Regions from separate parts of the Homo sapiens genome. Here region 2 is linked to region 1. Evidence: chromatin contacts called from ENCODE Hi-C data. All regions are on one chromosome and are shown on one strand. The core of a region is the stretch at or near the end of the contact, and the rest is flanking DNA. Distances in the headings are between cores, read along the strand shown. Region 1 overlaps ADAMTS12 (ADAM metallopeptidase with thrombospondin type 1 motif 12). Region 2 overlaps ADAMTS12 (ADAM metallopeptidase with thrombospondin type 1 motif 12).

Evidence for each region. Hi-C counts contacts between places; a loop is a spot of excess contacts on that map. Pooled maps may share reads with other maps.
Region 2: a loop to region 1 is called in a pooled map, with 2.0 times the contacts of the local background. The contact joins two enhancer-like sites. A Hi-C loop is called at or near these places in 3 of 37 single-sample maps with no recorded cell type and 3 of 50 pooled maps.

What each region holds. Positions count from the first base shown.
Region 1 is chr5:33,711,889-33,714,828 of GRCh38, reverse strand. The region is part of intron 3 of ADAMTS12 (ADAM metallopeptidase with thrombospondin type 1 motif 12); the gene reads left to right. Among named protein-coding and RNA genes, the nearest start is that of ADAMTS12, 180 kb to the left of the region's middle. Within about 2 kb of position 1,513, at least 2 of the 41 ENCODE cell types and tissues checked have a DNase peak (open chromatin) inside an H3K27ac peak, as active enhancers do.
Region 2 is chr5:33,840,573-33,843,512 of GRCh38, reverse strand. All of the region lies in intron 2 of ADAMTS12 (ADAM metallopeptidase with thrombospondin type 1 motif 12), which reads left to right. Among named protein-coding and RNA genes, the nearest start is that of ADAMTS12, 50 kb to the left of the region's middle. Within about 2 kb of position 1,577, at least 2 of the 41 ENCODE cell types and tissues checked have a DNase peak (open chromatin) inside an H3K27ac peak, as active enhancers do.

The DNA.
Region 1 (2,940 bases), core at 264-2,763:
CAACTTCTCTTCATACTCTGCCTTCCCTCTGCCCCTTTCAACCTCTGATAACTATCATTCTACTCTTTACTTCTATGAGATCAACTTTTTTAGCTTCCACATGAGTGAGAACATGTAATTTTGTCTTTCTGTGCTGGATTATTTCACTTAACATAATGACCTCCATTTCCATCCATGTTGCTGCAAGTGACAGTATTTCATTCTTTTTTATGGCTGAATAGTATTCCATCATGTATATATCCCACATTTTCTTTATCTGTTCATCTGTTGATGGACATTTAGGTTGATTCCATATCTTGGCTCTTATGAATAGTGCTGAAATAGACATGGGGTGCAGGCATCCCTTTGACATACTGATTTCCTTTCCTTTGGATAAAAAGATATTAGTGGGGTTGCTGGATCATACGGTAGTTCTATTTTTAGTTTTTTGAGAAACGCTTATACTGTTTTCCATAGTGGCTTTGCATTTACATTGCATTTGCATTACATTTTGATTTACATTGCCAACAACAGTGTTTGAGAGTTCCTTTTCTTCCGCATCCTTGCCAGCATTTTGTGTGTGTGTGTGTTTTTGACAATAGCCTTCCTAACTGGGGTGAGATGATATCCCATCGACTCATCCTAAATTAGTTTAAAGGGGCTTTCCCCCTTCTTCAGCTGTAACATATAGGCAGCTGTAGGCTATTACTTTATCTCCTATTTATGGTTCCCCAATTTGTAAAACTCTCTAAAAGAAACACCAACTCCTGAAAGACTCTAATTGTTGAATTGTCCAGACTTTCAAATAAATACAAGTGGTATCACAAGCCCACATGAAGATTTCAGGTTCTTCCTGGAGGACAGGGGTCCAACCAAGACTACCATGCTCTTATCTGTAAAAGAAGGTTGGTGTCAGAAACGAGATCTTTAAGACTCTTACTCTGAATGATAATGACCAGAATAACTAGTTCTTACTGGGTTTTTTAATGTCTCCCAAATAGATTTATTTCTATTGACAGTAGATTCTTGTCATATAATCAGTCTGACTTGAAAATTAATCACATTTGCCTTTTACTCAGTAGTGGCAAGAACTAGAGCCAACTTTGTGGACTAACCAAACAAGTGAATCGACAGAATATGGTGACCCGTTTTTCTCATTAGTTTCATTAGTTTCAGTTTATTTTATCTTCTCCTCATCAATTTTTTTTTCTTGTCATCTCCTGATTTAAGTCATCTGGCCATCCTGTCTTTATTTGGAACCCACATTAGTTGTTTTGTGAAATAAAGCAGGCTATATATAAATCAAATGCCCATACTGGGTCCATTTCCAAATTTCTGTTTGTGATATCTTGTGGTTTTGAGGATTAAAAATGCTTTAAAACCAGCAATAAAAGGTTGTTCTAGCTTTTAAATATGTATTTTTAAAAGCTCTTGTTAAAACTTCTGAGAATGAAGGAGGAAGTTAAAACTAATGAGGAAGTTACTTTGTATGTTGGTGGTTTCTGTTTACTTGGTTCTGTTTTTGCTCCCTAGAACTTGATTTCCACAGCAGTGAGCTAACAGCACTCCTGCTATTGCTGACTGGGCATATCTACATACAAAAAATCTTGATAAAACAATGTGTGCTGAGGAGTGTAAGTATAGCTCCCTGACTGGCCCTTTTAATAATACTGATTGTTCCCTTTGTTGCATTTCACATTATGAACCAAACTCTAAGAACTGATTGGGAAACGTCTTCTTCTTTTCAGAAACATCCATTCAGAGGCTTAAGGCCTCAGATTCCTGGCCTTCCACAGTTACAGCTCCAGTGTGGAGTTTGTCCAGTATGTGTTTAAAATCAAGATGCAAATCCCTAACAAGTCCTAAATTTATTTTAAAATGTGGCCAAGCTATACAGAGTCTAGCCAAATCCCATATTCTGCCACTAGATGATTGCTATTGGATCTAGGCCATGACCCCATTGATTTTTTTACAGGCAACTTTGCAGCCCCAAAGCCAGATATTGAATCAAGGAAACCAAAGTCCCAGTGTTCAGGAGGACAGCATTGTACTAACCCATCTCAACCAGCTTCACCTCTTTGTACAAGAAGTACTCAAGAGGCTGAAGAGTTGTGAGGTTTGGGTGAAGAGGCCAAACTAGTTCATCTTTGCCAGTTTGTTATGTAGATCATCACAGCTTCTCACCTATGTCAGTGATTTTGCACTTAGCCTTGTCTCTATCTTTTACCTTGTCAAACCTCACCAACTCTTTTCTCCACCTCTGTCATTCCTAAAACCTATAGTAACTACTTCACTCAGTACCTTCAACTGAATCTCTGTGGCTTAGTGTTGCCAACGTATCCACCCCTGCAAGAGATAAATCTGCTGCAAAGATGAGGGTTTTATAACTTCCTTTTCACAACTTGCTGCTCTTCCTATCTATGCAGTTCTTCTCCCTGCCCAAGTTTCATTACTTGTCTATATTTGAAACCCACCTCGAAAGAGCATTGAAAGCATTTTACTTCTTGAGGGTGGTATGTGCTTTTGGGGGATATGTTGAGACCTTCTGCCATCATTCGAAGTCCTGATGCTGCCTTGGCTGTTAATTGACAGTGAGGTTTTTTATGTTTTCCAGCCAGTTTTTATTTGTTAGATCAATTATTAATAGTAATATTTAACATTTAGTAAGTATTTACGGTGTGCCTGCTACTGTTACATGTGGTTTATGCATCAAGTCATTTAATCCTCATCAGAATTTCGTTACATTCCAATATGTCTCCATTTTACAGATGAGTAAACTGAGGTAGAACAAAGCCAAGTAAGTTATACAAAGTCACTTAGGAGTTACTAAGAGATGGTACTAATTTGGCTTTGGAACTGTGCCCAAACATCATTCTATCCTGCCTTCACTGGTAACCTACTGCATCCTCAGAAAATATGGAAATACTATTCTTAAAATTACAAGCTCAAGTGTAAGAGGCT
Region 2 (2,940 bases), core at 328-2,827, 130 kb before region 1:
TCTCCATTATTGCTACCATTCCCTGCTCTCTTCTCACCAAAATTCAGCTCCCACATTCTGTGCTGGCTACTCACTACCCCCTTGCCTGATATGGATGCCCTCCTCACCCTGCTTGGGCTCTGACCTCCATGTCAAGCCACGGGGCATTGATTCTCCAGACTGCTCCCTCTGGGGCTGTCCACCTTAGCTTGCTCAGGCTCAGGAACCTAGCACTGTGCCTCTTTCTCATTAACACGGACATTTTTCTCATCTTGCTCAGTCCTGGGCTCTGTTACCCTGCACCATGTATCATGCCTATGCAGATGTCTTCACTCTGCTCAGGCTATGGCCTTCTGCTAGTCCACCTCAGCTCTCCTCTCGTTCCAACCCTACACAGATGCATACTTTTATCTGTCCTACTTAAGGGCTTTAGAACTGAACTGTTCAGGAAGGGAAAGGTAGGGAGAGAAGGGCACCATGTTTGTCTGGGTGATCACCAAGGGCCCTTCCAATTCATGCTATGGGGATTTAGACTGTGAGTGCCAGCCACTCAGCATTGCTTACTTTTTCATTTCCTGTAACCTTCATAACAAATCTATGAAGTTGACCCTATGCTGGCTTAGCTACAGATTCCCAGCTCTACCTTAGTGTTTCTTGGAGCTCACCAAGTCTGGCTCTGTCTTTTGTAGTTTTTCTAGCCTTAGCTTTCTGAATGTGTGTTCGCACCCCACTGTTATCCTGGCTCTTGGTATGATGCCTACTGTCCTGGTGTCCAGGGGTCTTCTGTCCTTTTATGGGTCACCTACAGGGTCTCTGCACTGTTAGAGGGCTTAGATGGAGAGACTGTCCCAGTGCCTGGCACCATGCCTGCCTCCCACTTTCCTCTGTTTTTCCAGCTGCCCCTTGCGTTTCCTCAATAGTTCCTTATGCAGCACTCTGGATATTAAGTAAGCTTTGTGCTAATTTCAGCATGAAAAGCTCTGTTTAAAAGTTGCAGTGTAGACAACTCCTGTTTTAAATTATTTTTGCTCTAAAAGCTTTTATGCTATGAGGACTTAGACTTTTGTGAACCCTCCCTTTGTGGAAAGCTGCAACCTTGAGGATTTTCTTATACTGGAGCCATCCCCAAAGCAAATTCTATTTTACCATGATTCAGCAGAATAATTTGTAATAGTTCCCTAAGTAAAGCACCTTTTAAATTTATGTAAAAATTAGAAAGGAAGAATGAGGACCACAACAAAGATGAAAGAGTCAGGGGAGAAAAGGCATGAAGAAAGCACATTTCGCTTTTTTGCATAGGATTACCAATTATTTTGCTTCTCTTATGAGTTACAGATGAACGTTTCCAATGACTCGCTGGGCCTGTCTACTTAGATGTCTTAACAAAGTAAAGTCATAATCCTTTTGTTCTGGAGATTGAGAAGGCATTGCTGAGAGATGGTTAAGGAGACAAAACTGAGGCTTCACCCGATTGCATGAGTGGTGCTAATGGCATTTACCCGGGTGTCCAGGTGTTCAGGGAGATCATGAAGTCAAAAAGGGGATGGTGTAAGAGGAAAATGAAGATGTGTCAGGGTGTGGAATTTCATGGTTGTGTAAGAATGAGAGGTAGAACCTATTGACCCATGTGGCCCTGGCTGAAAGATTTTGATGAGGAGAGAAGCATGAGTCTGCATAAAAAATTACTTCTCTCCCAGAATACCCTACCCTACTCTGGACTGCTTGGTAGCATCTAGGACTCAGCACAAATGCTCCTTCTTGCATTGCGTTGTCAGGAACCCTAGCATAGCAGTCCCATTGATGGGGAGAGAGCAGAAACCATAATGCACTTACATGCAAGACTGAATAGTAGGAAATTAACCCATTTATGCCAGAGGTTGCAAGTTTTTGTGTGTGAAAAATCAGACCTTGGCGACGACCTTGAGCAGTAGGATAAAAATAACTCCTACAAGCTTAGCATTCCAATAATGGAACACTAGGCAAAAATGGGTTATGCTCCAAATGTAGGCCACCCTATTTGAAAGAAAGAAAAATACAGGTCAGAGCATGAGGAGAACAAAAAGTGTGAGTTTGAGTTTTTCTTTTGGAAGTTGAAAGAGAAATGAGCAAAGCCACAGGAGAACCAGAGGTTAACCAGAGACAGGATGGTTGGTGAAATGAAGTGGCAGAGGAAGTAAGAGGTCCAAAGCTGACAGCACAGTGAGAAGACTTTGCCTTAGATGGAAGTACAGGCCCTTTATGCTACAAAAAGGATGAAAAGGAAGGAGGGAGTAGCTGCAGACAACTGTGAGGTTGTGGGGCAGGAGGTGGAGGGAGCTGCAGCAGGGCCTGGAGTCACCAAACCCTAGCAGTACTGGTAAGGGCTGTGGCTATTGAAGCCTGATTGAACAGTCTGGGGTTCAGGGAGAGAATCCAGCCAGGAGACTGTGTGGTCATGTGTGCCACACAGACTGGGGGGACAAGACAGAGCTAAGGGTGGGAGCAGCTCAATTGGCCATATGTGCCACACAGACTGGAGGGACATGGCAGAGCTAAGGGTGGGAGCAGCTCAGTTCAGCAGGACTGGAATGCTTAGCTTCAGTTGATTTGAGCACTGCACTAAACCTAAAGCATCTGAGTTTGATTTGGTTTAGCACTGCACTAAACTGAGGCTGATTTGGCTTAGTACTGCATCTGAGGCTGCCTTTGGATTAGCACTGCACTAAACCAAAGGTGTCAGAGGCTGATCAGTGACCAAACAAGGGCTGCACCTGCAGGCCGAGGATTCCTCCTATCCCTGCAGGGTGGCCCTGGGGATCCAGGGTCTCATATGCCAGAAGGGCTGCAGTAAGTAAGGCTGCTGCATTCCTGGGGCCTTGGGCATAGAGCTGAATACTGTTAGTACAGCTTCCCATGGCTACAACCAGTTTCAACACCTGACTGTGTGCCAGGCACTGTCAGAGGTGCTTACTTCTTTATTTC